2 separate regions of the Homo sapiens genome follow, and region 1 is linked to region 2. A link is a contact called in ENCODE Hi-C or POLR2A ChIA-PET data. All regions are on one chromosome and are shown on one strand. Each heading gives the region's core, a stretch centred on a gene start or an enhancer-like site at or near the end of the contact. The rest is flanking DNA. Distances are from core to core; before and after follow the strand shown. Region 1 overlaps LINC00862 (long intergenic non-protein coding RNA 862). Region 2 holds the start of KIF14 (kinesin family member 14).

Region 1 (5,013 bases), core at 275-2,774, 270 kb after region 2:
ACTTTGAAATAATGGTAGTCATTTGATTTACCACTAGATCAATAACAAGGCACATATGGTATGACAGCCAATAAATGTTTGAATAGTTTGATAACTGTATTTCATAATTAGTTTTCTGCATATGCCTATGTCTATTTTACCATATTTTGAGAAGGCTTTAGGAGGCACAAAAAAAGGTTAAGAACCCCTTTCTGTTTACTATCTCATGAGGAAGGCTAGAAGCTTCAACAGATAAAATCAGTACAAAGTGGTGAGTGGCAGCTAGAAACATGCTCAGGAGCTGTGGAGCACAGGCTTGAGCAGAGATTCAGGGAAGGCTGATGGAGAAGATTCCTGAGCTGCATCTGGAATGAAGAAGAAACAGAAGCAGGAAAAGGTCATTCCCAGGAGAGAACAGAACAGATCTTAGGGCAGGAAATGGCCTATGTGGAAGGCGGGTACTGACAGTCAGAGCTTGCTTACTGTGCTAAGTCTTGGGGGCTCAAGAATGAATGAGGGACCTCCTAGGTGGTCAGTGTGCTCACTGTTCAGAACAATGTTTATGGGGACAGGGTGGAGAGGGGTATAGTTTGAAAAAGGAAATTTTTTTTTTGGACACGGAGTCTCACTCTGTCTCCCAGGCTGGAGTGCAATGGCATGATCTCGGCTCACTGCAATGTCTGCCTCCCAGGTTCAAGCGATTCTCCTGCCTCAGCCTCTCGAGTAGCTGGGATTACAGGTGTCCACCACCATGCCCGGCTAATTTTTGTATTTTTAGTAGAGATGGGGTTTCACCATGTTGGCCAGGCTGGTCTCAAACTCCCAACCTTAGGTGATCCGCTCGCCTTGGCCTCCCAAAGTGCTGGGATTACAGGCATGAGCCACTGTGCCTGGCCGCCTTTCTAGAATTTTATATGAGTGGAATCATACACCATGTGCTCTTCTCTTTGGTCTGGCTTCTTTCACATGGCATAATGCATTTGAGATTTGTTCATGCTGTTGCAAATCAACAGTTCATTCCCAATTTTTTTGCCAAGCAGTATTTATTATAGAATTATATACTCTGAAAAGGGGAAAAAAACCAACCTTTGTTTTCATAAAACAAAATTTTAAAAAGGAGTGAGATTTTTAATGCTTATCAAATGGGAATATGAGTTAAAAATTGTTGAGAAATGCTGCTCCAGCATGTGGTCAGAGAGCATTCCAGCCCAAGATTTTCTTATGTCAATGCTAAATTTGAGCACATTTGGAAGTATTTTAGACCTGAAAGAAGGCAGGACATCAAAACAACCACTAGAGCCGAGTGGGCCTTTGTAACCACAGACTCTCTGACGAAAAGATTTGTAAAGACTCTGCCTAATGAAGAGTTCAAAAAGCATTTTGTGTGTCATCTGTTTTCCTTACAGTCTCCTTACTTGGTAGATAAGGGGCAAGAATTATTTTCCATGTTGCATAAATAGGAAATGAGGTATAGCGAGTTTGAGATACTTATTACCCAAGATCCCAGGGAGTCAGAGGCAGACTGAGGACTGCAAAAGATCCCTCCTGGTCCACAATCTTAGCCTTGCCAGTAGGCTGGGCTGAAAGCTTTAAAAAAAAATACAGTAATTTCACTTTCACTTTTGTTCTTGTTTGGGTTGTGATACAATCTTTAATTTGAAAGAATGAAGGGTTTTCTTTTCCTTCTTTGTTTTTAAAACTTTCCCCTCTCTTCTTGGTAAACACCAACATGTGTGTTGACTCTATCCAGTTGAACTCAACAACCTAATGCCTGTTTTGTGCCAGGCTCTTTTCCAGGCACTAAGGAGGCACTGATCTGGACAAATCCTGGAGGTTACTGTGAAGCAGGAAGGACAAAATGACCAAATGAGAATTAAATTACTTTTTTAGGGTCGTGGAAGATTTGAAAATCTGGGGAAACATATGTGTCCTCTTTCCCCCAAAAAATGCACATAGTGTGTACACACACACACACACACACACACACACACGTGTGTGTGTGCGCTTGGGCTCACATGATTTTGCAATGATTTTAGCGTGTTTAGAGACCCCCCAGAACTTGTGTGTAGGATTGGCCTTTGGATGAGTATTTTTGGCATAGAATGAAATAGTAATGCCTTGAAGGCAGCACAAAGCCATAGTCACTGAATAGAGAGAAAGATTCAGAGGATCCTGTGAGATGGGTGGGGCTGTTAGTGTTTTGATAGACACGTGTACTGAGTTGGGAGGGTACTAATTTCTGGAAGGCAATATTCCAGGCAGAGGGCACATCTGAGAAAGGTAGGAGGGGAGGGAAGCAGAAAAATGCAAAGCAATCTGAGAAACCCAGTTTGGCTGGAGGATAGATTATATGAAGAGCAATCTTCAGAAACACCCATAGAAAGGTAGGCAGGGGTCATATTGTGAGTGATACTGAGTAAGCAAGGTGAGTAGTCTTCTTTTTATTCTCCCCAGTAAAATATTCTGCAGTTCCTTTTATTTTTAATTAGATGGCAAAACCCCATCTCTATCAAAAAACACAAAAATTAGCCGGGCTTGGTGGTGCATGCCTGTAGTCCCAGCTACTTGGGAGGCTGAGGCAAGAGGATCACTTGAGAGTGAGCTGTGATCATGCCACTGCACTCCAGCATGGCTGACACAGCAAGATGCTGTCTCAAAAATATGTATATATTATATACAGTTTTCTGTTGTTGTTTGTTTGGTTTTTTTGGAGATGGAGTTTCATTCTTGTTGCCCAGGCTGGAGTGCAGTGGTGTGACCTCTGCTCACTGCAACCTCCGCCTCCTGGGTTCAAGTGATTCTCCTGCCTCAGCCTCCCGAGTAGCTAGGACTACAGGTGTGCACCACCACACCCAGCTAATTTTTATAGTTTTAGTAGAGATGGGGTTTTACCATGTTAGTCAGGCTGGTCTTGAACTGCTGACCTCAGGTGATCCACCAACCTTGGCCTCCCAAAGTGCTAGGATTACAGGCGACTGGCCTTTTTTTTTTTTTTTTTTTTTTGAGATGGAGTCTTGCTCTGTCACCTAGGCTGGAGTGCAGTGGCACAATCTCGGCTCACTGCAACCTCCGCCTCCCGGGTTCAAGCGATTCTTCTGCCTCAGCCTCATGAGTAGCTGGGACTGCAGTTGCGTGCCACCACACCCAGCTAATTTTTGAATTTTTAGTAGAGACGGGGTTTCACCATATTGGCCAGGCTGGAGGTTTTTGTTTGTTTTTTTTTTTTTGAGATGGAGTCTCACTCTGATGCCCAGGCTGGAGTGCAGTGGCACAGTCTCAGTTCACTGCAACCTCTGGTTCCCGGGTTTAAACAGTTCTCCTGTCTCAGCCTCCTGAGTAGCTGGGACTACAGGTGCATGCCACCAAGACCAGCTAATTTTTGTATTTTTAGTAGAGATAGAGTTTCACCATATTGGCCAGGCTGGAGGTTTTTTTTTTTTTTTGAGATGGAGTCTCACTCTGATGTCCAGGCTGGAGTGCAGTGGTGCAATCTCAGCTCACTGCAACCTCTGCTTTCCAGGTTTAAGGAATTATCCTGTCTCAGCCTCCTGAGTAGCTGGTACTTACAGGCACATGCCACCACGACCAGCTAATTTTTGTATTTTTAGTAGAGAAGGGGTTTCACCCTGTCACCATATTGGATGGGGTTTCACCATATTGGCCTCAAACTCCTGACCTCAGGTGATCCACTCACCTCAGCCTCCCAAAAGTGCTGGGATTACAGGCATGAGCCACTGAGCCTGGCCAAATCAGTTAGTTTTTGCTAGTAACAATTCCCCCTACCACTAAAATTTCATGGCTTTAAACAATCATATATTTAGCTTGTGATTTTGTGGTCAGATGATTCTAGTCTGGGCAGCTCAGCTGGGTAGCTGATGTCTTCTGGGCTTGTCCCCATGTCTGGAGCCAACCAATGGGTTAGATGGTGGCCAGGTGATCCAGGAAGGCTTCCCTTATGTGTGGCCACTGGCTAAGAGCCTTGGTGCTCCTCCATGTTTCCACTCCTCTAGCAGGCTAGCACGGGCTTATTCACATGGTGGTCTTAGGGATACAAATGCAAGCAGGAGAGTAAACCCAGAGCACAGGTGAATTAAAGCCACTGCTTGCGTACATTTGCTTCACAAGTCACATGGCCAACTAAAATGCAGGGGCAGGAAATAGACTCAACTTTCTGATGGGAAGAACTGCAACATCACATTGCAGGGATGTGGAAGGGAGAACTTGTGGTGGTTTTTGTAAACTACCTCACCTGGTCATTGAATACATTGATTCCACAGTATATGATAGATACAGGCAGCTAACAAAAATTTGGATTATTGGATAAATTATTGGCCATATATATACATGTATATATGTACCATACTTATTTTGCAAATAGGCTTGAAGCCTGCCTAGGAAAAACTGAGTCTTTTTTTTCTAGCCTATCTTATTTTTGGATCCTTATATTAGTGATATATGGAGCTTAAATATTGCAGAACTAGTAACAAAATGTTAATGTCAATACCTCAGAAAAGGGAGTTACTGAAGAATACTGAACTTAATGTACAGTTGAATTAAATAAAGATAGTAGCCTAAGCCAAATATTATTAGACTAGTGAATGATAGAAACAAAAAGCTACAAAGAGGTTTGGTTTGCATGTTAAAAAGTATCCTATGCATGAAACCACTTCACATCTTTATGCCTCATTGTCATTTCCAATTAGACTACTCTCTAGAATTATTTCACATTTCCAAAATGGTTGAATTAGTTGGGTTACAATTCCAGCTGCATACAGGATTATTTTACAGGTAAGCTAGCCATATCTGGGTTACAAAACAGTGTCAGAAATATGGTGAATGGTGTTTACCATTCTTGCACTCATATATCTACACATGCAGACTAACAGTGATGGGACATGACTTATGCACCAGGCATTGTAATACAGAGAAAAATCAGACAAAACCCTCTCCCTCCAGGAGCTCATATGCTTTGTGAGGGAGAGAGATACATAAGTACAGTTCCAGAGATAAGTGCTAGTAAAATTTTGCAGATGA
Region 2 (4,737 bases), core at 1,226-3,725:
CTTGCACAAAGAAAGGACTCAATCCTTGCTGGTTATGATGATTTAATCCAGCACTTTCGTTTCACAAGCGAGGGATCTACAGTAAGGAGACTTATCTCTGGTCTCACCATTAGGTTGAGACAGATCCTCAGCTAGAATCCAAAGTGCTCTTACCACTTTTCCACAACTTTTGCTTTGTCCTTTGCATTTTAAAATTATTAATTTCCTATTGCACCTTTTCGTTATAGACCCCAAGTGCAACTAGATACAAACACCAGGAAAATACATACCACATTTTAATAATTTAAAAATTGTGAAATTTGCTAAATTGTAATAGATTTAATCTTAGGCCGGGCGCAGTGGCTCACGCCTGTAATCCCAGCACTTTGGGGGGCTGAGGTAGGTGGATCACCTAAGGTCGAGAGTTCGAGACCAGCTTGACCAACATGGAGAAACCCCTTCTCTACTAAAAATACAAAATTAGCTGGGGTTGTGGTGCACGCCTGTAATCCCATCTACTCGGGAGGCTGAGGCAGGAGAATCGCTTGAACCTGGGAGACGGACGTTGCGGTGAGCCAAGATCAAGCCATTGCACTCCAGCCTGGGCAACTAGAGCGAAACTCCGTCTCAAAAAAAAAAAATTTAATCTTAAGAGATCATTAATTAGCATGAGTTAATCATTTTTCTTTAAATCTTACATAATCCAGAAAGCTTCAAACGTGCCAGTTTTACTTCGACTCTTTCCACGTTTTCTTTCTGTTTGTCTCCCTCTGGTGGATTTAAAAAAATACTTGCTTTATTCTATTTATGAGCTTATTTTCCTTTTAAAATTGAAAAAGGTCTTTATGTCTTCTGTCATGTTTAATATATATTTCCAGTTACATTTTATTTTTATTATTTTGAATTATACATATGTTTAAAATTTTTATGTATTTGAGTTTGTCTGTCTTTTCTTTGACATATCTTGCTTTGTTTCTAAATTGAATGATCATTTTCCCATAGATGTGATAACTTTTTTTTTTTTTTTTCTTGAGACGGAGTTTCTCTCTTGTCCCCCAGGCTGGAGTGCAATGGCGCGATCTCGGCTCACTGCAACCTCCGCCTACCCGGTTCACGTGATTCTCCTGCCTCAGCCTCCTGAGTAACGGGGATTACAGGGGCCCGCCACCACGGCTGCCTAATTTTTGTATTTTTAGGAGAGACGGGGTTTCACCATGTTAGCCAGGCTGGTTTTAAACTCCTGACTGCAAGTGATCCGCCTGCCTTGGTCTCCCAAAGTGCTAAGATTACAGGCGTGAGCCACCGCACCTGGCCCTGATAAATATTATATTCTATTTTCTGATAGTTTCCTTATACCTTAATTTTAATTGAGTTTTAGAATGATTTTTAGAGTAAGATTTAGAATGAGTACTTTATCATCTGTTTGGTTGGTCTATATAATTGGAGCTACTTATGGTCTCTATCTCAGTGAATACTTCTTCAATATCTCTGTACTTTTTGCCTGTTTAAAAAACATTGTTGCTTTACAATATCTATTTATCTAGTCTTTCTCATTTATTTGGTTATTTTTCAGAATGTATTTGTAATATTTTTTCAGATTTCAAAATCTTATGGGGGCTGGGCGGCGCAGTGGCTCACGCCTGGCAGCTTACAAGGTCAGGAATTCGAGACCAGCCTGGCCAATATGGTGAAACCCCGTCTCTACTAAAAATACAAAAATTAGCTGGGCGTGGTGGTGCGCGCCTGTAATCCCAGCTACTCCAGAGGCTGAGGCAGGAGAATCGCTTGAACCAGGGAGGCGGAGGTTGCAGGGGCCACTGCACTCCAGCCTGGGCTGCAGAGCGAGACTCCGTCTCAAAAAAGAAAAAAAAAATTAAAAAAAGGGAACTTTTACTGAAACGGAGTTACATTGTACGGCGGCAAGAACCTTCAAGTTCTAGTTATGCCACTGCTAATTGTCTGATCTTTCACAAGTTTAACTCTAAACCTCAGTTCCTCATCTGTAAACGAGGGATAACATTAATATTTATCTCACAAGATTTTCAGGACTGTTTAAAAATTCATATAAGACATTTAGCATATTTCCTACGTGAACGCCTTGCATAGGAAACACTAGAAAAGTTAATTATTATGATTAACTTGGGGGCAAATATCCATTTACAATGTGAAGTCTTCGATGTAATGGCTTCTTTTAGATTAAAGACCGACAAGAGTGTCACTGTCATGCTTTTCGTTTGACACCCACTTCAACGAGGGGCCCGCTGCGCCCGCGACCGCCGCCCCTTCCTCTGGTCGGATTTAAAGGGGGCCAAGCTCCACGCTTTAGCAGAACCCGAGGAGGGGAGGGAGCGTTGCCTGGGAGATGAGGGTGGGGCGAGTCCAGCATTCAGAGACGGCTACCGGAGCCCAACCACCGGCACTTCCGGGGGGCGGGTGGAAGCAAAGGCGCGGCACCCGACGCGACGCCCAGCAGCCAATCAGAAGGCGGGGCGCCCATTCAAATTGCGGCCTTCTGGGGAGCCGGCGCTGGAGGTGGTGAGTGGCGTGGGGACTGTGTCGAGGGGGTCCCCAAGGTGCCGGACCCTGCGGAGGGGCGAAGTTTCGGCACTGGGGAGGGCGTGCGGACGCTTTCCCTACAGGCGACCACTGCTCTGCGGGCGGGTGGTCTTAGCTCCAGTCCCCCATTCAGTTCCTCAGCATTCCAGGTCGGCGGCGAAGGGGTCCCCGAACGAAGGGCGCAAGGCAGCGTCTCTGCTGGGACCGGGAAGCCGGACTTCAGGGCCTCTCGGCCCGTGGGCTTCTCCCCGAGTCTCCCCGAGTCGGTTGGCATTAAGAGGTAATTCTTAGTCATAGCCCCTGGTAATGACTAGCAGAGAAAGAACAGAATCACCGGATGTTTTGGTTTGGATTGTGCTTATTTTCCTTGTATTCCTTCCAGTCCTCTTTAAAATCTGATGGCGAAACTCCTCAAACAGAAACCGTATTGATTTGTGCAAATCGCAAATGGTTTTTAGTTGCAAGAGAATTTCCAGAATCTTCTTTTTGCCTTTAAATTCATTTCATAACAGGAAAATTCTGTATTTTGAGTTGAAACGTTGATGGGAGATGCTTATAAGCTGACGAATTTTTTTTGTAATGACTGTTATTTATGTAAAAATTTAAAAGCCTCATTTAAAAATGAACTTCCATTAATTTGTTCCTCGCTAGCAATAATCTTTGCAATAGTTTGAACCAGTGTCATTTTACAGGTTAGAACCCGGCATGCAAATTTAAAGTCTTGTTTACATCCTTGTAAGGAGTTGGATACAAAGCTGACTAAAAGCCAGGTCTCTTAGCTGTCACTGCTGTTCCCTTTCTTTAAAACGTTAATACCTGATAGATATTGTTGCTGTATATTTACATACACCTCTGTCTAATTTGTTGTCTTACTGCTAAAGGGCAGGTTGTCTGTTTATCTAATCTTGCATGGTTTTTCTCAACACAATTAATTTACAGTACTTATCGTACTTACTGCCTGTGGTACTTGGGAATAATCTGCCTCGTGACACCAATCAATTCAATCTTCTCTATAGGCATTCCTGTATTCAACATACATGGGCCGGACGCGGTGGCTCACGCCTGTAATCCCAGCACTTTGGGAGGCCGAGGCGGGCGGATCACAAGGTCAAGATATCGAGACCATCCTGGCCAACATGGTGAAACCCCGTCTCTACTAAAAATACAAAAATTAGCTGGGCATGGTGGTGGGCGCCTGTAGTCCCAGCTACTTGGGAGGCTAAGGCAGGAGATTTGCTTGAATACAGGAGGAGGAGGTTGCAGCAAGCCAAGGTCGTGCCACTGCACTCCAGCCTGGTGACAGAGCAAGACTCCATCTCAAAAAAAATATTTTTATAAAAATAAAATAAAATAAACCTTCTTATGGAACATTGGCAAAAAAAAAAAATACGTGTAGCAGGTATTTATAAAAATACTTTGCTCCACACTCTGATTTAGGTGCTAGGGTTTCCTTTAGTCCTTCCCATTCCCCACACTGGAAGTACTTGAAAATCTATGTTGGCATGCACTTTTTACATCTTCTAAGTCACTTGACACATTTGGCCTGATATATGGCTTATCAGTATATTTCTTCTAGACTAAAGAAATGGGAATTGTATTCTTGTCTTTGAAGTCTACAGTATCTATCAGAGGGCCTGGCACTAATGGAAACTTAGTCAATATTTGTTGAATAATGATGGTAAGTTCTCTGAGAGACTTGCCTGAAGTTGCTTGGAAGCAGTATCTGAGCTGCAGATTGTGATCTATTGTAATGTATGCCTCTGGGAATTTACTTACACAATGGGATGTTCTCTCTATATTTTTAAAGCTTGTTTGTAGTCTGTGTGATCTAAATCTTTTTTTTTTCTTTTAGTTTAGCAGATACTTTCAGAAATGGATACATAAGAAATGGCTGGAAATCAAATGAATGTCCAAAGAAGAGCTTAGGGTCTTAGTAACATTCTTTTTTAAAATAACTGTCTGCCAAAATGTCATTACACAGTACTCATAATAGAAATAACAGCGGTGATATTCTTGATATTCCTTCTTCCCAAAATAGTTCATCACTGAATGCCCTCACCCACAGTAGCCGACTTAAGCTGCATTTGAAGTCGGATATGTCAGAATGTGAAAATGATGATCCATTATTGAGATCTGCAGGTAAAGTCAGAGACATAAATAGAACTTATGTTATTTCTGCCAGTAGAAAAACAGCAGACATGC

The links. Hi-C counts contacts between places; a loop is a spot of excess contacts on that map. ChIA-PET counts read pairs that join two places held with the same protein, here RNA polymerase II (POLR2A). Pooled maps may share reads with other maps.
Region 1: a loop to region 2 is called in a pooled map, with 5 times the contacts of the local background. The contact joins the enhancer-like site here to the promoter of KIF14 in region 2. A Hi-C loop is called at or near these places in 5 of 50 pooled maps. POLR2A ChIA-PET finds 5 or more read pairs at or near these places in 2 of 52 experiments (activated naive CD4-positive, alpha-beta T cell and naive thymus-derived CD8-positive, alpha-beta T cell).

Annotation. Positions count from the first base shown.
Region 1 is chr1:200,348,747-200,353,759 of GRCh38, reverse strand. The region is part of intron 4 of LINC00862 (long intergenic non-protein coding RNA 862); the gene reads left to right. Among named protein-coding and RNA genes, the nearest start is that of LINC00862, 23 kb to the left of the region's middle. RefSeq lists enhancers at 185-685, 686-1,186. Within about 2 kb of position 1,524, at least 6 of the 41 ENCODE cell types and tissues checked have a DNase peak (open chromatin) inside an H3K27ac peak, as active enhancers do.
Region 2 is chr1:200,618,489-200,623,225 of GRCh38, reverse strand. It overlaps KIF14 (kinesin family member 14), which reads left to right and starts at 2,475. Exons shown (of 30, transcript NM_014875.3): 1 at 2,475-2,815; 2 at 4,388-4,737. The coding sequence starts at 4,503. RefSeq lists a silencer at 2,388-2,537 and an enhancer at 2,706-3,207.